Regions from separate parts of the Homo sapiens genome. Here regions 1 and 2 are each linked to region 3. The links are chromatin loops, found by intact Hi-C in ENCODE. Cell type or tissue: natural killer cell. All regions are shown on one strand.

Evidence for each region. A loop is a pair of places that touch in the nucleus more often than their neighbours do. Peaks named below come from ENCODE experiments on the same cell type or tissue, not always from the same donor. Only the 100,000 strongest peaks of a DNase experiment are listed, where the experiment ranks them.
Region 1: it touches region 3 in a loop (3-fold over the local background); 7 of 110 quality-filtered maps call a loop at or near these places.
Region 2: it touches region 3 in a loop (6-fold over the local background); 5 of 110 quality-filtered maps call a loop at or near these places.

The regions. Positions count from the first base shown.
Region 1 is chr2:191,111,262-191,119,261 of GRCh38, reverse strand. The region is part of intron 3 of STAT4 (signal transducer and activator of transcription 4); the gene reads left to right. Among named protein-coding and RNA genes, the nearest start is that of STAT4, 36 kb to the left of the region's middle. In natural killer cell, no CTCF peak of the experiment used is centred here; DNase peaks (open chromatin) are centred at 3,231, 3,651, 4,631 and 5,301; H3K4me3 peaks cover 414 bases; H3K27ac peaks cover 4,597 bases.
Region 2 is chr2:191,202,731-191,210,730 of GRCh38, reverse strand. It overlaps LOC105373804 (a long non-coding RNA gene), which reads right to left. Exons shown (of 4, transcript XR_923707.3): 3 at 6,232-6,328; 4 at 3,473-3,557. Among named protein-coding and RNA genes, the nearest start is that of MYO1B, 39 kb to the left of the region's middle. RefSeq lists an enhancer at 6,011-6,130. In natural killer cell, no CTCF peak of the experiment used is centred here; DNase peaks (open chromatin) are centred at 3,750, 4,020, 6,130 and 7,780; H3K4me3 peaks cover 2,149 bases; H3K27ac peaks cover 5,333 bases.
Region 3 is chr2:191,047,903-191,055,902 of GRCh38, reverse strand. STAT4 (signal transducer and activator of transcription 4) reads left to right here. Exons shown (of 24, transcript NM_003151.4): 14 at 1,369-1,413. Among named protein-coding and RNA genes, the nearest start is that of STAT4-AS1, 30 kb to the right of the region's middle. In natural killer cell, CTCF peaks have their summits at 3,357 and 3,556 (motif pointing left); DNase peaks (open chromatin) are centred at 3,582 and 5,822; H3K27ac peaks cover 774 bases.

The DNA of each region.
Region 1 (8,000 bases), 63 kb before region 3:
AAGGGTGTCCCATCTTTCGGGACCCTTTTTAGCATATTTTAATTCACCTACTAATTGGACGTTTATTAATTTTTTAGTTTTTCACCAGTATACACAGGTGAAGTACACATACCTGTTGTTAAAATTTCTTTCATATTTGTGATTATTTTGTCAGAACCATAGGTCTTAACTCTGTGCATCGAAACCAGTTGTGTTCGGCTGGGCATCGTGGCTCAAACCTGTCATCCCAGCACTTTGGGAGGCCAAGATAGGAGGATTACTTGAGGCCAGGAGTTCAAGGCCAGCCTGGGCAACATAGTGATACCTCATATTTCCAAAAACAAAAATTAGAAAAACTTAGCCAGGCGTGGTGGCATGCACATTTACTTCCAGCTCCGTGAGAAGCTGAGGTGGGAGCATCACCTGAGCCCAAGAGTTTGAGGTTGCAGTGAGCTATGATCAAGCCACTGCACTCTAGCCTGGTCTACAGAGTGAGACCCCAACTCAAAAAACGATCATAACAATCCAAGTTTAATGTGACAAAGCAATTCCATTTCTAGATAATTATCCTACAGAAATTCTCACATAGATAAAGGATACATTCAAGAAAGATCATTGTATTATTATTCATAATAAAAATGCAAAAATGATCTTAAAAAGTCTATTCTTAAATGTCCACATTGATTAAATAAATTGAAGTATCTCCATGCAACTTATAGCACTATTAAAAAACTATATCTGAACACACTGAAATGGAATAATGACTATATTATGTTATCAAATGAAAAAACACAAAACAATGTCTAGTATGATTACCTGCAGGGAATCAAGGGAGGAAGTGAAAGATGAAGATCTCACCAATTTTTGATTTTTCTATTACTTGAACTTTTAAAAAATAGGCCCCAATTATATTAGTATTAAAAGACAAACAAACAGATTCAACAGATTCCCAGACTTCAATCCCAGAATCTCAAAGGAATGTGACCCAGAAATCTGCAGTTCATAAAGCTTCACAAGTGATTCTGATAAACTGCCAAGGTTGAGACCACAGCCTTAGGATAAATTTCTAAAAGTGAAATTGCTATGTCAAAGGGTGTGAAAAATATTAAGGCTTTTTATAAGAATTGCCAAATTGTCCTTTAGTAACGTGCCAATTCACATTCCCACCAGCAGTGCGTAAAATCTCATCCCATCATCAACCTGAGTGGTATAAAGTGTTTTAATCTTTGCCAGTTTGATAGATGAAAAACGCCAGGTCTGATTTATTTTGATAGAAGCATTGGTTTGTTGCATTTGGTTCTCTTTGGAGGATACTGTGTCCCATCTATCTTCCTCTTGAACAGTGTAGATAGATACATCCTTCTCAGTTTGTGTTTCATTACAAAAATCACTTGGGGAACTTGTTAAAAGTGTAGATTTCCAGCCCCCATTTCCAATTCTCACTGAATAGGTCAAAGGTGGAATTTGGGAATGTGGCTCGGAGAGGTAGGATTCAGGGAGTTCACAAAGGAGGGATGCATCCAGGCATCGGAAGAAAAATAAGCAATGGTGGATTTAGGATGTGGGTATTTTGTATTCTTAGAATGGACTCTACTCATTGCTTGCAATGCCCTCTGCCCAGGATGCAATTTCCTACTCCCCCAACCATCCTTCAAGTTGCAGCCCATGTCCTTCTCTATGTGTCATTAAAATCCACATCGAGTTTTCTCTCCTCTGCACTCCCACAGCACTTAGTGTCCAAACAACTCATCCTGACACTTAATCACATGCTGCAATTACTTTAGATAGATGAGAATCGACTTACAGTAATAAAGATAGAGTCTAATGGGAGTTGTAGAAGTATTATTTTAGGACAAGAAGAAATGCCCGAGGATGTTCTGGAAGATAATCATGCAATAAATTACATTTGTGTTGGCACTAAATTAGATGCAATGGCAAGTCTTTGAAATTTGAAGTCAGAACAGCCTTAAGCTATTAGAAACTTGTATTTCTCTGCTAAAATAAGAGCACTTTTTATCTTCCAAACTGGCAAAGATGAAAATCCCTTGATACCATTTTTGATTTGTTGTGGGACTGAGCAGCTCAGGTAATTCTAATAATCAGACAAGTTTGGGAAAGAATACCCCACACTCAGTGTTCTCAACATTGCCTGCTTTATTAGAATCCCTAATGACGCATTTGAAAATTAGCCATGCGCAGCCCCACTCCAGAGATTCTGTTCCTATTGGATTTTGTAAAGCTCCCCAGGTGATTGTAAGATGTAGCCAAGATTGAGACTCTGCTCAAAGTAATGCAAAAAGAATCACATGGAGATCTCACGTATATTTCATTATTCTTTGCCACTCCAACGGGAGGGATATTTGAGTTGCTTTCTTAGTGGAAGCGATGGATTCCCAAAGATTTATTTACTGTCCACCTCAAGCATCTTGTCATTTCTGAGACATTTGAGTAAATTTACTTTCAGTCATTTATTCATTCAACAAGTTATGTTGGGGAGTTTCTCTGCCAGGAACACTTCTGATGTTGGGATACAACAGGCAGTAAGACAGAGGTGTCTCCTGCCCATGAGGTATGTGATGAACCAAAGAGGACAGTAATTAAGTAATTGCAAGTAATTATACTGGAGCTGAGTCTTCAAGCAGCCTTCAGTGGTGTCCTGCTTTAACCGAGAAAGTTAAGTGGGATGGACTGTTCCCAAAGCATGCCACCTTTGTCTAAATTTCATGCAATATGCTTTTAAAAAAATTCTAAATCTATAAGGTTATTCCTTTTAACTTATTGTAAATCTACACTGATTTTATTAGAAGATTATTTTCTAGGCTACTCGGGTATTTCTTTCTAACTTGAATTAGCATTTCTCAACTTTCCTTGGGCTATTTTATTATAACTAGGCTGATTCTTCTTTATCTAAATTTTAGCTTGCAAAGTAATTGCACAGCCACAAGACCAGCTGACAAGGGCATTAATTTAGGATGAAATGTACAGGTGATATGATTCTGCAGAGAAGGTGGTGTCGTATCATAGGTGTAAAAGCACTGTATTATCAAACCAATTCCCTCTTGTCAGCATCAGTGAACAAAGGGTACATATGTGATCTTAGCTTCACATTGGGAATGGAAGAGTACCATTGACTTTGTCCATCACGGCCCTTACCAAAGCATTACATGTAATGATCAGAGCACAATTCAAGCAAATGAAGTTTTTCTGACAATCCAACACATTCTAAGTTTTTTCTGTGGTCATAATGTTCATTTCAACCAAACGTACCATATGACTAATACCTTACTCCTGCAGGAAGTAAGCAGTAATGTAGAATAGATATAGTTGTATCTGGCCTTCTGTAAGTAGCCCTACTTGAATAGTCAGAAAGAGGACCTAGTATTTAGAATAAGAGTACATTTTTGGACTCTTCTCCACCTCCCAAATTGAAGTTTATTGATGAATATAATCCTGGCATAACATATACAGGAAAATACAAAATTTATTCTTCACTGTCTATGCATTGACAGAAAGTCAGTATTTCTGAGGACTGAGGTCAGGTACCAGCTGAATCACCCAGATACTTAATGTAACCTAAGATTCTCATTGGAAACAAGCTATGGTGATTTTGCTTGTGGGAGGAGCATTCGGTCCAATTGTCATAGGTGACTAAGGACCTGATGAGACACAACGGAAATGGCTGGTCAGCTTTTGCAGAATCTGATAAGATAGCATCAAGACCAAAGCAGATGTTTTCAAAACAGTAGAGTTCTCCAAGGCATTGAAGCGTGGTTGACAGGTTATGTCTTGCACAAATGAACCAGACAGAAGGACAAGTGGGTGATGGAATCCAACCCACAACCCTCTTATGAAGCTATGTCTCCTAGGGTGAGACACCAAGGTTGCTTTATTTCATTGGATCCATTCCTAACCTCCAAAGAATTATTTTCCTCTCTGAGCCTTGAACAATAGCTTTGTTCATCACCAATGAAGCAGACATCTCATGACTGCTTACATGTCTGTGTTTTCTTTTAGCTTGTGAGTTTTTGAGAACAAAGGACCAGGAATCACCTTGACAAATGGGTTCTTGGTGAATGGGTTTTTGATGAAATGACCTGGAGGTGGAATTATCTCTTTCAACTTTGGATTCCCAATACTCAGCACAGTGTGTGGCATATAGCAGACCCTCCATAAGTGTTGGTAGAATTGAAAAACAGATACTTTTTTCTGTTTATAAAAGTAACACACTTTCATACTTGTTGTAAAAAAAATCAAAATACCAAATATAGAGGGAAAAAACAAATTTACCTTTTTTATCACATAAACTAATATGCGATTCAGTACATCAGTTCTGGAAACAAAAAAATAACAATGGCAATAATGACAACACATAAAAGTCTGTGAAATTTTGCCTGCGAGGGTAGGAACATACCTTCCCACTGCTTCAACAATACATTATGTGGCTGCTGAGCTGAACTGAAAGCAGAACTCCATCCTCTTCAACGTTTGTAATTGCTGTCTCTCCACTCCAAAGGCAGCCCCCAGCTCTGCAGCCCGTAAAGAAGCATGATCTACAGCAGTAGCCCTATGGCAAGTGAAATGATTTGGTAGGAGAGCCCCAGTGCTTTGATTATAGACAAAAGTGACGTCACTTTTGATAGGAGGTGTCATGATGGTGTTGTCACTTGAAGTGACTTCATATTTCTAATAAGTGCTCAGCTGAAAAATATGCAGAGAATGGAAAACACAAGTTATGCAACTGAGAGTTGTGACTTCCTGTTAAACTTAACGGAGGAGGTGAGAATAGAACAGTAAGAAAAACGATACTGAAATGCTTATTTTTAAATATATCGTTTCTTCTTTTGCTTTCACCACTATTCTATACTGCACACAAAATGTACCACAGTATCCATTTATTATATACCATATGCATAAGGAAAATAATATTTTAGATATGCAAGGAACCTTAATAATAATATGTATGCAACAAATAACCAGCAAAATTTATTTTTAGGGACATTCTATTGATTTATGGTCTCATTACCGTGATTTTGGCAAGACTTCAGGCTATAAATTTTATGCCTTGGCCAACTTTAAAATTATTTTAGCAGTTGAGTATTGAATACTATAACACTTAAGGATTGAGCTTTTCATTACGTTCACTGAAAATTATTCCTGTCTCTACCACAATTCAGGTAGATACACTAAGTCTAAAAAGTTACCTAAGTTGTAAAACAATTATGGCCCAGATTAAATTATAACAGCAGCTTCCTGTATATCACATCTTAGATCAGACCACAGTTTTCTTCAGAAACAATGTATTTTAAACATCAGATTTGATCAGCCATAAACTCTAGGGGAACCTCCTGTCTGTGGTGGTTGAGCAGAAGGGAGAGGCATATCAAAAATGATACATATGAAAACATGTTCTTTATATAAATCACTTTCTCTATTTCTGTAACATTTCTGTAATGTTCTCTGCTACTCTTGGGAGTACTCCCTGTACAAAAAGTGTACTTTTAAAAAATAAGGAATTTTCACAGATTTTCTTTATACTGGTTTCCGTAATTATTTTTTCTCTATCCTATTTCCCTGCTCCTTTTGATGAAACTCCAACTCGGAACACTCTCTAAATTTCATCTTTAACCTTTTTAATCTTTCTTCCGCATGATGACAAAAGACAAATTTGGCCCTAATGGTACCTAATTGCCTTCTTACATCTCCCTGTGAAGCCAAAAGTTTCCTTGAATCTCTTAAACCAATTCAGCCTTCTTCAAGTTTGACTACCTTGTATAAGTTTCTGAGCATATTTATATCCAATGCTGTTTCATTCTGTCAAATTCAGCACTTTTCCTTCTCTTCAATCCAATAAATTTGAAAAAGTGCTTTCTCCTGTGTCCCAAGCTCTGAACTATAACCCTGTTGGAGCTCTCAAGATCAAAGGAACAACTGTAATATAGGTACTAAGAGACAAGTTCAGATGCAAAGAAGGAAAAAATAGGAGAGATAATGCTTGTTCGGTGTGATTACTCACAGCAGTGAGATCAGTGCCTGGCAATAATTGCTGTTCAGTACAAATTTGTGGAACAAATGAATGAGTGGCACCAGTAATGTCTGCCAGCACTGGCTGTAATTGTATGGGCAGGATCTTCATAAGCAAAGGTGTGAGCAGGTGTTACAAGTGGGCAACACCATGTAGGCAAAGACACAGAGGCAGGAAAGCAATGAGACATGGGGAGCTTAGACCAGCACAACTGATGGGCCCACTTGCCCTACTCGTGTGAGTATTCCCAGATGGGCAAGAACAGCAGAGAGCTATGGGAATGCCCTTCCTGCTAGGGAGCAAAGTGAACTGGTAGTACAGTGCAGGGCTAAAAGATTCTTTTTCTTAATATATTTGCTCTATTATAGGACTGAACGTTGTATGTTTAATTCTGAGTCACAGAATAATTATTGCTTTCAAGAAATTATCCTGAATTTTCCTTCTGTAGTTTGTCCAAAGAGCTCTAGACTTGAAGACAGAGCGTCATTGTTCTGCTTCCACATCTACCATTTGTAACTGGGCGACCTTCCCCTCCCTAGGCTTCAGTGTTCCTCACTGCAGAAATGGAGTAATAATAACACCTCACAAAGTTGTCAAAAATGAGGTCGTACTTGGGAAAGTAATAACAGTAATAACAAAAGCTTCTTTTTTCTTAGATTGATTCATTGCTTCTTTTGGTTTCATCACTATCCTATACTACATATAGATTGTGCCACAGGGCATGTTTTAGTAAAAAATATATATGCATACATATACCCATATGTATTCATCCATTTGCATATATGTGGCTTAGAACAATGATGACCATTTACTACTAGATACACTGGTACACAGTGCTACTTTCATTACCTCATTATATCCTCACAACAGTCCTGGCAGGTATGTAATGTTATTTCTTCCATTTTACAGATGAGGGAACTGAGGCTTGGAAAGGTCACGCTGTTGCCCAAGGTCACATAGCTAGGAAATGAGACAATTTGGATATGATTTGGTTTTCTTTGAATCCAGAGTCTACACCCCAAATGTTACATACATGTAGGTAATTTCTCCAAATTTTGTCTTTTTATTTCTCCAAAAACATGTAGTTTATGATAATTTCTAACAACCTTACAGAGGTATAATGACATACAATATATATATATTTAAAGTGTACAATCTGACAAGTTTTGACATAAGTGTATACCCATGAAACCATTATCACAATCAAGATAATAAAAATATCCAGCACCCTTGAAAGTTTCCTCATGTCCCTTCCTAATCCCTCCCTCCTACCTCTCCGTGCTCTGCCTGCCAGCCCCAGGCAGCCGTTGATCTGCTCTTGTTTACCATAGATTAGGGTGCATTTTCTAGAGTTCAATCCAATTAGAATCATACAGTATGCACTTCTTTCTTTTTTTCTAACAGATAGGGTCTTTCCCTGTTGCTCAGGCTTGAATGCAGTAATGCAATCAGAGCTCACTGCAGCCTCAAACTCCTGGGTTCAAGCACTCCTCCCACTCAGCCTCTTGAGAGCTGGCACTACAGGCGAGCACCACCATTCCTGGTTAATTTTTTATTTATTTTTAATTTTCATAGAGATAGGGTCTTACTATGTTGCCCAGGCTGGTCTCTAACTCCTGGCTTCAAAAGATCTTCATGCCTCAGCCTCCCGAAGTGTTGGGATTACAGGCATGAGCCATCACACTCGGCCCCATGCACTTCTTTTTAACAGGCTTCTTTCACTCTGCATAATTATTTCAAGATTCATCCACATTTTTGCATGAATCAAGTGTTCATTTCTGTTTGTTACTGAGTAGTGTTCCATTGTAAGGATATACTACAGCTTGTTTATTTGTGATCATTTGAAAAAAAGTTATACTCCGAAATATTCAAGAACTGAAAAAGCAAATTATATTCTTAAATTGTTAATATTCTGCTTCTTAATTTATATTTACTTTAAAACTTGTTATGCGTGTCTTCCTAAAATGTTAACTATATCTCTAAATTGAAAAAGAATGGG
Region 2 (8,000 bases), 150 kb before region 3:
ACATCATTCATAATGGTGAAAAACTGAATACTTTCCCACTAAGATTGGAAACAAGGTAAAGGTGTCCATTGTTACCATTTCTAATTAATATCATAATGGAGGTCCTAGCCAATGTAATAAGGGAAGAAAAGAAAATCAGAGGGCTACAGAATATCAAAGGAAGATGGTAAAACACACATGCACAATAACTGTCTGCATAGAAAACCCTAAGGTGCCTAAAAAAATGATATAAGGATTATATTATAAGGCTACAGTTACTAAGATAAGTTTGTATTTGTGAAGGGACAGACAAATTAACCAGTGGAATAAAGAGCCTAGAAACATCCCTCCACGTGAATCAAAATTTGATGATGGCAGAAGTAGTATATCAGGTCAGTAGGAAAATAAAAATATGCAAAAAAGTGATATTATATTCCTACTCTTACCACATACAAAAATCAACTCAAGATGGATTAAGGACTTAAATTTGAAAAATAAAACCTTAAAATTCATATTAGAAAATATAAATAAATATGATTTAGTCCTTAGGATAGGGAAAGATATGCAAGATTATTCAAAAATGTCTGCTACAAACATTGATCAGTTGTATTAAAATTAATATATTTTGTTTATCAAAAGATATCTTAAAATAAAAAGAAAAATGTCAAATTGAGAAAAGATACTTGCAATAGACACATTATTAGTATCAAGAATACATAGATTCTACCAATCGACAAGAAAAAATACACAAAATAAGAAAAAGAAATGATAATAAAAGACATTTATCAGAAAAGGAAACAAATACAAACATACAAACATATGTTTAGTATCATTAGTGATGAGAGAAATACCAATCAAGAATGCAATAAGATACCATTTTATACCTATTTGATTGGCAAAAATACAAAATAAATGTTATATTTTCAAGCAATAAGAGTCTAATGTATTCCAGTTTGGCTGAAGGGTAGTATGTGTTTTACATAATAATCTTATAACAGCAGTTTGAGGCTAACCCATAGAGAATATTAAATGCTATTAAGTTGTGTAATTCCAAGTACCTGAGGTTGTAAGATAACCTCTGGATATTCAGATTCTCTCGTTGAAATGGAAAGTACTTTTCCCCAAAGTGGTGATCTATGACTTAGCTCTTCAAGGCATCTTCTCTATTCTCTTTACAAACCACTGGTCACATGTTTTATCTTACAGAATGTAAAGCATGAAAGAAATGCTCCAGTTTTTATATAACTTTTTATTTTGGCATGCAACAATCAGTATTTCAACTTAAAGGAATGAGGAAGATGGGGATTACAGACATTTTGGTAAGTGGAAGAAATTTTTATTTTTTTGTTTCAATAAAACAGACACCTTTATTGACTGAATGAAACTCTTGACATCTCTCAAATGCTTGGAAAACCACATAGGAAATAATGGATTAGATTTCATATTTAGATAAAAAATGTGTTTAAGGGCTTAAATTATAGAAAGGGTAGCTGTGATTAAACAGTATCTGTGTGAATAAAAATGCCATCTGATATTACAAAATATATACATTTTTTTCAAAGCCCCTTCATATACTTTTTTGTATTGAAAAAAATTCCATAAGGTAGGGTAAATATTATTATTCCCATTTGCTGAGTGAGATATGAGGGATAAAGACTAAATGACTTAGCCTGAACTGGATGGCCTCTTAATGGTAAAGCTAGGATTAAAACTCAATTATCCTGATTCAGAGTCCCATCTTATTCTTTCTCTCCTCTCTTCTCACCTCTCTCTGTTCTTCCTTCCTTCTTCTCACCTTTCTTTTCTATTCTTAATATTAACAGCTTTTAAAAATACATATTTATTATTGACAATTTAGAAAAGCATGAAGAAGAAATTAAAATTACAATCCTACCATTCAGACAACCACTATGGAAATATTAGTGCACAGTTTCTAGTCTTTTTCTTTCATTCTTTCTTTTTCACAGATAGAGTCTTGCTCTGTCACCAAAGCTGGAGTGCAGTGACACAGTCATGGCTCACTGAAGCCTTGACCTCCCAGGCTCAAGCTATCCTCCTACCTCAGCCTCCCTAGTAGGTGGGACTATAGGCACGCACTACAATGCCTGGCTGATTGTGCTGTTGTTCTTGTTGTTGTTGAGATAGGGTCTTACTATGTTGCCCAGTCTGGTCTCAAACTCCTAGGTTCAAGTGATCCTCTCACCTCAGCCTCCAAAAGAACTGAGGTTACAGGTGTCAGCCACTCTTCCTTACTTTAGTCTTCTTTGTTCATGTACATTTTAAAAATAGGAACCACACTTGGTTATAGCTTTTGTTACATGCTTTTTCACTTAATGATATAATGTAAATATTTTCCCAAATGATTAAATATTTTTCAGAAACACAAAATGTTGGCTGCATAGTATTGCAGTATTTGGATATACTAGAATTCATTTAACCAGTCCACTCTACTGTTGTAGATTGCTTTTGATGCTTCGCCATTAAGAACAAGACAGTCCTGCACATATATATAAATAAATCTTGATTATTTTGTAATGATAAATTCTTAGAAGTGGCATTCTGGCATACTTTTTTTTGTACTCTAAAACATATTGTCAAGTTGCAATTTAGAAAAATTCTACCATCAGCTATGAGTGTGGGAAGTGCTCATTTCCATGAGTCTTTGCCAATATTGTTATTACCATAAAAAGTGATGGTTAGATCAATGAAAGTAATATTTATTCTTTTAGCAGATATTTAATGAGCAATTACTATGTGCCAGGCACTGTGTTGGGTGCTAAAAGTCATCTTCCTCCTCAAAGAATTACAGTCTAGTGGGAGTTATATTCAAGTAATTTTTTTTTTCTTGAGACAGTATCTTGCTCTGTCACCCAGGCTGGAGTGCAGTAGCACAATCATAGCTCACTGCAGCCTCCAACTTATAGGCTCAAAGAATCCTCCTACCCCAGCCTCCCAAGTAGCTGGAACTATAGGTGCACACCACTGTGCTAGGCTATTTTTTTTTCTTTTTACTTTGTATAGAAATGCACAGGGTTGGGGGGCATCTCGCTTTGTTGCCCAGGCTAGTCTCGAACTCCTAGTCTCAAGTAGTTCTCCCCCACCTTGGCTTCTCAAAGTGCTGGGATTACCCACATGAGCCACCACACTGGCCCAAGTAAGTTATTATACTTCTGTTCTCACGCAGTACTATAGGAGCACAAAGGAAAGATGCCTTCTCTTGAGGGACCATAGATGGCCCCCTGGTAGAAGTATGCCTGAGTTGAGGCTTCATGGATGAGTAGGAAAGAGGAGATAAATGGTCGTAAAAAGGTTCCAGGCAGAAGAAACAACACATACAAATGGAGAGGTGAATATGGTGTATAGGTTCAAATGCCTTCAAGCAAATAAAGCCTCACTCAAGCTGGCTAAGCCATGAGCCAATTTAGGATCTTACATAACAAGAGGTCCTCTGCAGTGTGGCCTCAGGCAGAGTCCACATGGCTGAGCTCCTCTGCTCTGTGTTGTCCTGGCTCTTCCCTCCTCCCTGTGTTCTGCTCCATCCTCGGCATAAGAAGATATATTGTCTTTCCCACATGACCCTTTAGGAATAATAATAATAAAAAAATCTCTTTTGATCCCAAGCAGACAACTTCTCATGTCTTATTGGCCAGGCTTGGGTCACATACTTCTTCCGGATCAAATTGCTAGCTAGGGGAGTGAGATCACTATGTTTGGTTTAGACTAATCACTCGGAGAGTTGAGGAGTCAACACCCCATCCACCACATGAGGAAGTGTCAAGAGCTGAATAAGGCTGCAGCACAGACAGGAGGTGGTGAGTGGCAAGAGATGAGGCGCCAGAAGCTAAAGGAACAAAAGGCCGTTTCATGAAGGAGGATGGAAGAGTGTCCAATGCTGCAGCGAGGTCAAGTGGCAGAAGGTTGACAGTAATTACTGTCAGCTTACTGGGTGCATACGAGAGCAAGTTTAATTGTGATGGTTGAAGTCAGACTTCAGAGGTTTGGAGACTAATGTGAGATGGGGTGGAATAATCACGGCGTGGATTCTCTCACAGGAAGTGAGGCCGTGAACAGGGCGAGAGGCGAGAGAGTGACAGGAAGAGGTAGAGCAGAGTCAAGAGAGAGGCTTTTTAGATGACAGAGGCTAGAAGAGGCTTAAATGATAAGGGAAAGGAGAAGGGAGAGAGGAAGAGTGGAGGAGAGGGGGAAGAAAAATGGGATTATCATTTCCCCGAGGAAGCTGGAAGGGTGGCTATCCGTTGGTGGGGAGGGAGTTCCGAGGAGAATGGAAAGCTTTGAAAACTCTTCCGGGGAAGGGAGCATTGATCACAAGGAGCAGTGCGGAGGGCCCAGGTGAGGTTGGGGAATATGAATTTGGAGCAGCCCAGGTGGAGTAATTTCTCTCTAGGAGCACTTGGTAGCTAGGATGTTGGCTTGGAGGTGGCAATGGTTGGCCTGATTCAGGATGAAGTGACAGATCACAGAGCTAGGTGTGATGGGAAGAGGAAGGGAATGCAGCAACCAACTACTGGGGAAGGCGTGGGGGTGTAATGGGAGTAGTTGGATAAAAGTTATGGACGAGGTGTACGTTTGAATTTTGCATTTCAGAAGCTGAACAGTTTGGGGCTATTGAGTGTGTGAGCGTGGAGGTGGATGAATAAACCGAAAAGTAAAGTTTTTATGAAATAGGATGATAGCACTCTATACATTGATTGTGAGGGTATAATGTGGGCTTTATGAAGGGCAATTTGGCAATTTAGTTTTTAAAAACTAAAAACCTGCACATCCTTGAATCTAGTAATTCTAACTGTATTCCATAGATTTACTTCCACATGTGTGAAATGATGCACAGTGAGGGTTATTCACTGAAACATTATTAATAAAAGACTAAAACCTAAATCCATCAAGGATTTGGTTAAAAAGAAGGCAGTTCCATATGTATTGATGTGGAAAGTTATTCCAATTACAGTCTTAACTTAAAAGAAAGCAAAGAGACCGGGTGCGGTGGCTCACGCCTGTAATCCCAGCACTTTGGGAGGCTGAAGCAGGCGGATCACCTGAGGTCAGGAGTTTTTTTTTTTTTTTTTTTTTTTTTTTTTGATCATTCTTGGGTGTTTCTCGCAGAGGGGGATTTGGCAGGGTCATAGGACAATAGTGGAGGGAAGGTCAGCAGATAAACAAGTGAACAAAGGTCTCTGGTTTTCCTAGGTAGAGGACCCTGCGGCCTTCTGCAGTGTTTGTGTCCCTGGGTACTTGAGATTAGGGAGTGGTGATGACTCTTAACGAGCAAGCTGCCTTCAAGCATCTGTTTAACAAAAACATCTTGCACCGCCCTTAATCCATTTAACCCTGAGTGGACACAGCACATGTTTCAGAGGAGGTCAGGAGTTTGAGACCAGCCTGGCCAACATGGTGAAACCCTGTCTCTACTAAAAATATGAAAATTAGCTGGGCATGGCAGTGGGCACCTGTAATCCCAGCTACTCAGGAGGCTGAGGCAGTAGAATTGCTTGAACCTGGGAGGCGGATGTTGCAGTGAGCTGAGATCGCACCATTGCACTCTAGCTTGGGTGACAAGAGCAAAACTCCGTCTCAAAAAAAAAAAAAAAAAGAAAAAGAAAAAAAGAAAAAAAATAAATTATAAAATCTTACCGTTTATGTACCAACACACACACAGAAACACATACATACACCCCATAAAATACCTATACATTTACACAGGCTGATTATAAGAGTTGTCTTTACTGGGTGTGGTGGCTCATGCTTGTAATCCCAGAACTTTAGGAGGACAAGGTTGTGGGAATCACTTTAGCCCAGGAGTTTGAGACCAGCCTGGGCAACATAGTGAGACCTCGTCTCCACAAAAAATTAAAAAATTAGCCAGGTGTGGTGGTGAGCACCTGTAGTCCCAGCTACTTGGCAGGCTGAGGTGGGAAGATCCTTGAGTCCCTGAGTTTGAGGTTCCAATGAGCTATGATCGTGCTACTGTACTGTAGCCTGGGCGACAGAGCAAGACCCTGTCTGTACAAATAATAATAATAAAGAAAAGTAAAAGGGGATTGTCTTTAGAGAGTTCCTGTAGAGCTTGGTGGCTGGAGGAGAGTAGAGGGGAATTCCTAATTTTCATGATCCTTTTATTTGCTTTCAGTTTTGTTTTTGTTTTTTAACTACGTGTGAGAAGTGGTTCTTTGTAGGAAAGAGGGGAGGGTGGGCTCTCAGATCACATTACATACCCAGGTGTCCACTGATACCCACCTGTAAGGTTTTGGGAAGACAAGATCCAAGAGGGAGAAATAGTGAATCAAGCATGCGGATTGAAGCTCTCATTCTGCTGCTCCTAGGGGCATGACCTCTGCAGGTAATGAAAATGGGAAGAATAATAGTCTTACCTCTCAGGTTGTTCTAAGGAAGCAGAGAAATTATAAAGTATTTCATAACGGCAAAACAATATTAAAAAGCAAGGTATTTATTAGCAAACATTTATTGAACATTTACTATACTCCAGGCACTGAATTAAAATGGTAATTATTTCAATACTTTATTAATAATTCTTTTTTCCTCATCTAAATGAGTGTTTACAGCTGTTCATTATTATGGTTGTTTCTTGCTAAACATGAGTTGCCCTTCTATCTGTGTTCCTAACCTGTCCCCAGGCTCCCACCCACACCTGACTGGCCTTTGTTTATACTACATTAACTAGAATAGAATTTCTTTTTTTTTTTTTTTATTATACTTTAAGTTTTAGGGTACATGTGCACATTGTGCAGGTTAGTTACATATGTATACATGTGCCATGCTGGTGCGCTGCACCCACTAACTCATCATCTAGCATTAGGTATATCTCCCAATGCTATCCCTCCCCCCTCCCCCCACCCCACAACAGTCCCCAGAGTGTGATATTCCCCTTCCTGTGTCCATGTGATCTCATTGTTCAATTCCCACCTATGAGTGAGAATATGCAGTGTTTGGTTTTTTGTTCTTGCGATAGTTTACTGAGAATGATGATTTCCAATTTCATCCATGTACCTACAAAGGACATGAACTCATCATTTCTTATGGCTGCATAGTATTCCAAATGTCCAACAATGATAGACTGGATTAAGAAAATGTGGCACATATACACCATGGAATACTATGCAGCCATAGAATAGAATTTCTTAAGAGGCCCAGGAACCCGATTCAGCCTCCAGACATGTTTTATTTGCCCACAGATTGTTTAAATATTTTTGAGAGGGTAGACAACATTGGAAAAAAAAAAGCAGATACTTTTAAAGTCCAGATTTTGAACTTTTCTAGAAAAATCAGAAGACCTGGCAACAATGTGCCTCAGGGCAGCAGACCACTGTAACCAAGCAGGGCCGGCCTCTTTGGCCAGGCTGTGCACATTCTTCCTTCTGACACGATCCTCACCCATGCTGTGTATGCTCCTGCCTGTCCCTGTGGACAGCAGAGTTTCCCACATCTGGAATAATGCCAGGGATGGCTGTTCCCTACTTTCTTGGCTTACAAGTGAGTGTGGAAACAGGGGGGCTTTCCTATTCCTGTCAGCACAGTCAGGTCCTTGTTCAGGGACCAGGTCCAGGTCTAAGAGGAAGCAGGGGACTTGGCCAGGGCACACAAAAGACACAATGATTAAAGTGTTGGAAAACAGAACCTATGAGGTAAGTTTTAAGGAACTGGATGTTTTCCTGGAAAAAAAGAGGATAAAGGATGACTCAATTGTCTTCTTTAAGTATACGGGGTAATTATGAAGAGAGTGATACCAGCTGCTCTCCACCCCCAAACCCACTAGAGGAAATGTGCGTGTCCTGTGGCAGGAGGCTTGCAGCTGAGCCATAAGGGACTTCACTAAGAATTTAGGTTGAGAGACGAGGTGCCTCCATCTGCCTCATCTGATCCTTATGAGGGTCAGGCTAGACCCTTCTGTCTGAAACTCAAAAAATAAACTGGGTAACTTCTTGAATACTTTCCCGACTTTAATTCTTAATGCCTTCCTCTGCCATATTCTCTTTTATTTCTGTAGG
Region 3 (8,000 bases):
GTAATAAGTAAAGTAGGAAGAGCCCTTAACTTAGAAATGTCTGTCTCCCAAAAAAGTCACATGGAAAAGGAAGAACAAGGAACACACCAAAAATCAGTTAGGTCTTTATTTCAGCAGGTACAATATATAAAATAACAAAACCTCAGTTTTTACAGTGGTCTTTTGCTCTTGCAAAGCGTTTTCACATTGGTTATCTTCTGCATAATAACTTTGCTTTTTAATACAAAAATAAATATAGAAAATAAAAATCAGCTGGGCGTGGTGGCTCACGCCTGTAATCCCAACACTTTGGGAGGCCGAGGAGGGTGGATCACAGGGTCAAGAGATCAAGAGCATCCTGGCTAACACGGTGAAATCCCGTCTCTACTAAAAATACAGAAAATTAGCCTGGCGCAGTGGCTCACGCCTGTAATCCCAGCACTTTGGGAGGCCGAGGCGGGTGGATCACGAAGTCAGGAGATCGAGACCATCCTGGCTAACACAGTGAAACCCCGTCTCTACTAAAAATACAAAAAAAAAAAAAAAAAAAAAAAAAAATTAGCCAGGCTTGGTGGTGGGCGCCTGTAGTCCCAGATACTCTGGAGGCTGAGGCAGGAAAATGGCATGAACCCTGGAGGTGGAGCTTGCAGTGAGCCGAGATTGTGCCACTGCACTCCAGCCTGGGTGACAGAACCAGACTCCATCTCAAAAAAAAAGAAAAAAAAGAAAAATTTTAAAAATTGTCACCTATAATTCCACCACTTTGCAACGCTATTAACTTCTTCATTTTTATAATTTCATTCTTTTTTCTAAAATAATTATATATGTATTTTAAAAGTGGGATCAAATAATACACACTATAAAATTTGTTTTCTGCCTCTTTTTTTCATTCAGTAATCTACATCAATGCACATTTATTTTGTGTCAGTAAGTCTTCTTCCCCTGTAATGTCATTTAATAGCTTACTATGCTATATGGTACACACTGCCCTGTAGTTTATTTTTCTAGTCTTCGTTAGACTTGGTTTCTCAGGGATTGGGAATCATCACCTACAGCTTAGCTAAAATGATGCTTTCCAGGCGCCAAGGAGTGCTGTATAGATTCTGAAAGTTCCCAGCATGATTTCCTTTTTCGAAAATGTTGACTGAAAGCTAAAGTCTTAGTGATATGCCAACTCCAAGTTTCTAAAGTGGCATCCCATGGGGTGAGACAGGAAACTCCTCTCTGTCAAATCTGGGCAGTTGTGTCAGGTTTCAATGAGTTTGAAAATATGTTGCTGTTCTAGAAGTCAAAACTGTGGCCAAGAAAATGACCGCAACAGGTACGACCAACTTAATATGTAGCTGATAATGCTTTTCCATCTAAATATTGTTGTTTTCTTTTACAAAGCAACCAAAGGAAATGAAGTCCAGTGCTGGAGGTAAAGGAAATGAGGTAGGAAATGTTTTCTCCTATAGAATTTTTCTGGAAACAGATCTTATAATATCTTATTTTTACAAAGCTTTTAAACTGCTTGACTTCATATAAAATCAAATTCATGTTTTTCTCATTATAGATGTAAAGCTTGATAATTGCAGACAATATGAGGAAGTTTTTCAAAAAGAGAAAATGAAAATAACATATTATATGTTATCAACACCCTCCAAAGAAAATAACTATTAACATCTTGGTATACATCATTCCAGTCTTTTATTTATCTATATATTACTTTAAAAATATATGATACTCATTGCTTCATAGCCTGCTTTTTTCACATAGCAATGTATCTTTTTTTTCTTTCTTTTTTTTTTTTTTTTTGAGAAGGGTCTCACTCTGTTGCCCAGGCTGGAGTGCAGCGGTGAGATCTTGGTTCACTGCAGCTTTCGCCTCCCAGGCTCAAGTGAACCTCCCACCTCAGCCTTGCAAGTAGCTGGGACTATAGGCATGTGCCACCATACCTGGCTAGTTTTTGTATTTTTCGTAGAGACAGAGTCCCACCATGTTTCCCAGGCTGGTCTTGAACCCCTTGGCTCAAGTGATCCACCCACCTTGTCTCCCAAAATGCTGGGATTATAGGCGTGAGCCACCGTGCCCAGCCCGGAGAACAGTTTTCCATAATTTTAAATACTCTTGGAGAACATGATTTACATTGCTTGCATTACATTACATTTTATAGGTGTGCCATAGTTTCTTTAGTCAGTCCATTATCAAGAAATATCTTTGTCATTCTTCATTTTTGTTCACTCATTTTCTCACATATATGAAGTCAGGCTGAAAAATTATGATATGTGGGGTAAAAAACAACCCTATTATTTTGAGATATCAATTACCTCGCTCTCTAATGTTTGCATTTCACTAGACAAATTGAATGAAAGAACAAACTGATGCAGTCTGAGTACTCCGTTGAGTTGATGATAGAGTAGTCAAATCATGAACTGGACATGACCTTGGAGAACATCTATTGAGCTGACCTCGAAACTAAGGCATAAGTCAATGACCTATATATTTGGAACTAGAAAACCTGGGTTTGAGTACATGCTCTGCCAGGGCCTGAAAATGTGACGTTTGGCAAATGAACTGATGAGGAAATACTGCATTTTTTTCCTCTAAGAGAGCAGGATAGTCATGCTCAACAGCCCGTGCTCAGAGGTGCTGCAGGTGTAAAACCACCTACGTGATGCAGTTTTGAAGCAGTGAGGTTTATTTCTGGGGTGGTTCATATGGATCCAAACTCTTGGCTTTATAGTCACAGCTCCCATGAAAAAGATCTTTGAATTGTTTGGAGGAAAAGCACTTTATAAATCCAGCATCCAATGACATCCAATTTATCACACCTCACAAAACCATAAAGATCCATCACAAAAGATTTAATGCCCTACCATTTTGCCCTCCAAGAATTCTTCATTCCCTTAATTGTGTCTTAAAGATCATTTGCCAAACATCATAGCCTCACCAAAGATGAGCTCAGTCTTCCAGGGTAGAATCGCTGCTCAGGGCACAGCTCCCTAAGCAGGTCTCTGCAGTCAAAGAAATCACAGGAGCAGAGTTTTGGGGTTTAAGGAGATTCTAGTAAAACGATTGAGTGGAAGATATTCTTCCCAGCTTATAGAAACCCATAAAGGTTTTCTAAACTTCCTAGTTAAACATTGGCACATTTTAAATAAAAGCTCATTTCACACATCTCCTTGGAATTCTGGCTAGAGTTGCAACATTTCATTCAGTTTGACATCTTGAGTATTATTTATGAATCTGAACAGACTAAGCATCATTATCCTGAACTTGTCTTAAGTAAAGCAAATCAAATAAATCCAAATAGCTCAACTCTTGTAGTATATTGTCATCTTTATGAATGTAAAATGAAAATCTTCACTTGAATTTCCCTAGAGACGGAAATCTAGGTAAATCATCTTCCACTGTAGAAAAACCAACCACTGTGTTATTAACACTGTCTACTTATATTGCCTTCAATTTATTTCCTCTTATTTTCTGATGAATAGCAAAATCATACAGTCGTATCAGAATGATTTTATTTCTTCCCTTTTTTTCCAGGTTTGCCGAATCGGGTTAATTTTATTTTAAGCTATTCTTTGAGCTCCACCTGTTGGCAGAATTTTAGTATGACTCCTAGGTACATTTAAAAACAAACCACAGATTGAACCGTGTCTTGTGTGCAGCAGTAACAGTTGACTAGTCATGAAGTACATGAAGGAAGATAAACCGGGAATCAGGGGCTTGGCCATTCAGTAGGGATGATCACACAAAGGTTAGGAAAGAGTGAGGAAAGAACGGGCAATAAAGTGAAGTTCATAAAGTCATGAGGCCAGGGATTGTGGTCACAAATTACAGGAAAACAGGAAGCTAGAATATCGTAACCTCGTTTTCAAGTTTCAAAAAGTTGCTATTGCTTATCTGTGAGCACCTGTAGCCTGCTAAGAATGTCTTCAACAATCCTCGTGTGGCATTTACTATATACTGGACACTAAGAGCTTCACTAATACTGATTTCTGTAACTCTTGCAACAAGACTGTGAAGTAGGTACTATTAGCTTCATACTTATTTCAGTTATGGAAACTGAGGCACAGAGTGGTCACACAGCTTACTCAAGATAGTGGGGGCAGTTGATGGCAGGGCCAAGATAAAACCGTGGCAGTCTGATCCCGTGTCCCTGCTCCTGGCCCCTCTGCTATGCTGCCTCTGGGTCGCAGAACCTTCCCTGGGAGAGGCGAGCTGGTTGGCACTCCTACTGCCCCGTCACCTCACCCCATCTATCTCACAGAGTGTCTGCACCTCACCCACCTGCTCCGAAATCATGTCTGTCTCACACCATAATTTAAAATAATGCTTCCTCAGAAAATGTTGTTGACCTCTCTTGTCTACTGTGTCTCCTTTTGCACTTGTGTCGTGCCTCAGTGGCATAGTGGAGTTAGCAGTGTTGGTTTTTGCCTCTTCAGGCAATCTGAGCTTGCACAAGCCACTTAGCCTCTCTAACTCCCAATTTCCTTATCTACAAAATGGTGCTAATGTTAACCTACACTTCTAAGGGTTGTTGTGAGGACTGAATGAGCTGTGTGTGAGTCAGTGGTGGTGGGCTGTGTAGATGTTGGTGATGGCATTTACAGATCAGCCTCCTCTCGAGGGAGCAGGTGTCTACACAGATGGGAAAACTGGGCTCTAAAACGTGATACCTAACTTCAGACAACTGCTGATCTTTCTCCTTCTCTGCTCACCTGTCAAGTGCTCTGCTGGAGATGTGGTCCCTTTCAGGGGACCCTGGCACTTCCCTCTTCCAGCTCCAGTTCCTTGAAACCTCAGGTCACCATTTGTGTATGCCCCTTTATGGGATTTCATGTCTGGAATTCCTGCTACCACTCCAATGCTCTTCACCTCCATCACACACACACCCACACGCACACACACAATTTTGGGTCGCTCCATTCTACTTTTTGGTTGTAAGACTTTGTATCAGATAGTTATTAAATGATTGACAATGGACAAAGATGTCATAAATGATAGTTTCACTAAGTTGCCATTCCAGACCTCCCTAGATTTGCAGCACCCTGTGACTGTTTGAGATTACCCAAGAAGAGCTGAGCTGTCAGGACGTACAGGGGCTCCTGGCTTTAGGATTGGGTGAAAGGAAGAAGTTGCACAAGACCCATTTTCTTCCCAGAAAACCCAGAGATGCCAAAGAGGTACCTCAGGAACCCCATTTGCCCTGGGGGTTGGGGAAATGTGGAGCTCTGGCTCCCTCATGCCTGTTTCTATCAAGGCAGCTTTATTTTATATATTTACAGATGGAAACTCTGGTGGGAAGTTTACTTTCAAGAATATGTACCAAGGTCAAAAAAAAAAAACATTTGGACTCATTGGACTAGACAATCTCTGAAGTCCCTTTGACTAAGATTCTTTAATCCTCAGAAGTGCAACATAGGGTAGGAGCTTTAGATTTTTAAAAATGAATTTAACTTTAAGAATTTGCTTTGGAATTTCACAACATTCCTTGAGGAATCTGTAGACACGCTATCATAAAATCAACTTTAGCAATCACTGCCTTTCTCTCCACTCTATTCTCTCCTGGGAAGAGTCAATGTGAATAAACAATTTCATCACCTAGAAAGTGGCCAGACTTTGAGGCCATCAATCTGTTCCTGTAAAATAAACATTCCCAGGAAGCAACCTTTCCCTGGAGGTACTTATCTAGCAGGGAGCCAGCTAGAGAGTGATTATTGAAATGTGAAAACTGTTTGAATAGAGAAGCTGGAATTGCAGTTTCTCCAGTTTGCTCTTTGTCAGTGGGCTTTAACTGATAAATGACAGTTTTAGCCACAGACTGAGGTGTTAGGTAATTTTGTTTATGTGGTGGAAAGTCATGAAGCACAATGAAGCTATTAGTAAAGCCTGGGTGACTTGAGTTTCATTTAACAAAATAGCCAAACAGATGTTCTTTCAAGGTTCAGTGTTCTCAAACACAGACGCGCTACTCACACCCCAGCTAGCCCAAGCATTTGCACAGCAAGTTGATTTCTCGCTGAACTAATTTAAAGAGTTGCAACACTTTTTTGAGGGAGAAATTGTACAAAAATATTACTAAAACCTTAGACTTTGTAGAATGCAGCAGAGGGCTTTATGAGCTAAGCAGTGCTGTCATTTTACATTCCTCTCTTCTGATTCTGTGATTCTGTGATTAAAGGCTATCTCTCATGTGATTAGACCACTGTTTCCCTCTCTTCTTATTGTTTCCCAGGATCTAACCCACTGTCTAGCACATAATAGATGCTCAATAAATATTCACTAAATGAAAGGGTTATTTTAATTGTTTCTATTCCACATAGTTTTCCATGGGGGACATTACAATAAATTATGGATTGTTAAGAGATGACCAAGAAATTTGGATGAAAATCACCCTATATCCCAGTCATATTTTTCTTAGCAGAGGTTTCTGTCAAGTTAAAAGCTATTACCATTTGTTGGCCAGGCATGGTGGCTCACGCCTGTAATCCCAGCACTTTGGGAGGCCGAGGTGGGCAGATCACGAGGTCAGGAGAGTGAGACCATCCTGGCTAACACAGTGAAACCCCGTCTCTACTAAAAAATACAAAAAATTAGCCAGGAGTGGTGGCGGGTTGCCTGTAGTCCCAGCTACTCAGGAGGCTGAGGCAAGAGAATGGCATGAACCCGGGAGGCAGAGCTTGCAGTGAGCTGAAATTTCGCCACTGCACTCCAGCCTGGGTGACAGAGCGAGACTCCATCTCTCAAAAAAAAAAAAAAAAAAAAAAAGCTATTACCATTTGTTAATATATTCTTGGTTTCTAAGGTGTATTATTAGACACTGAGCAGAGGAGACAGAGAAGACTATGGTGACATCTAGACCTACCTTTCATCGGATTGTATTTTTTTTTTCCAAGTGAAGCCCTGGTTAAGTTGGTTGTCCAGTTTTCTAGTTTCTTAGCAGATTTTCCAATGGGTATTTTTCTTTAGAAGTACAATACAGTCAATCCAGCTATTATATTCAGTGTCATATAATGTGATGTACCATATAATGTAAATATCATTAATATGGATATTTTGTATCTGTAATCATCTTGGATGATTAGGATGGCTTTGATACAAACATTAATGGTGCATCTTTTTTTTTTTTTTTTTTTTTTTTTTTTTTGAGATGGAGTTTCTCACTCTTGTTGCCCAGGCTGGAGTGCAGCGGCGTGATCTCAGCTCACTGCAACCTCCGCCTCCAGGGTTCAAGCAATTCTCCTGCCTCAGCCTCCTGAGTAGCTGGGACTACAAGCGCCCGCCACCATGCCCAGCTAATTGTTTGCATTTTTTTTTTTTTTGGTAGAGACGGGGTTTCACCATGTTGGCCAGGCTGGTCTTGAACTCCTGACCTCAGATGATCCACCCACCTCAACCTCCCAAAGTGCTGGGATTACAGGCGTGAGCCACTGTGCCCGGCCCTAATGGTGCATCTTATCTATGATGTTTTTCCATTCTGTGAGGAATGGAACCTGCGAATGTGAGACTGAATAGTGTTCTAGCTTAGACTACACTGATGAAATAATGAAGACTATGACAGTCATGCAAGCTGTGAAAATTAATAATGCTTTATTTGGTCAGAGCGTCTTTCCTCCAGTCTTGTGTATAGTATGTCAGCTTCCTTGCTGGATTTTGTTCTAAATGTGCCTCACAATTGCATCAGAGATTTAAAGTAAACATTAGACATTATTTTGAATCACTGAGAAAATAATCACCCTCTCACCACCCACATTTCAGTTCAGTAAAGTATTATATAAAGCGTAAAGTCTTTTTCCAAAGGTAATGGACAACACTGAGTGTCATTGCTCTGTCTGTGGAATCCTGGTTTCTCACACTTTTAAGACCCTGATATTTGGTGGTGAACACACAGGTTCCATAACTCAAAGAGCTGAGGAAGCTATCAGTACTGAATTATCGTATGTATATTTATTCATAGAAATTAAACTATAGACCAGGCGTGTTGGCTCATGCCTGTAATCCCAGCACTTTGGGAGTCCGAGACAGGCAGATCA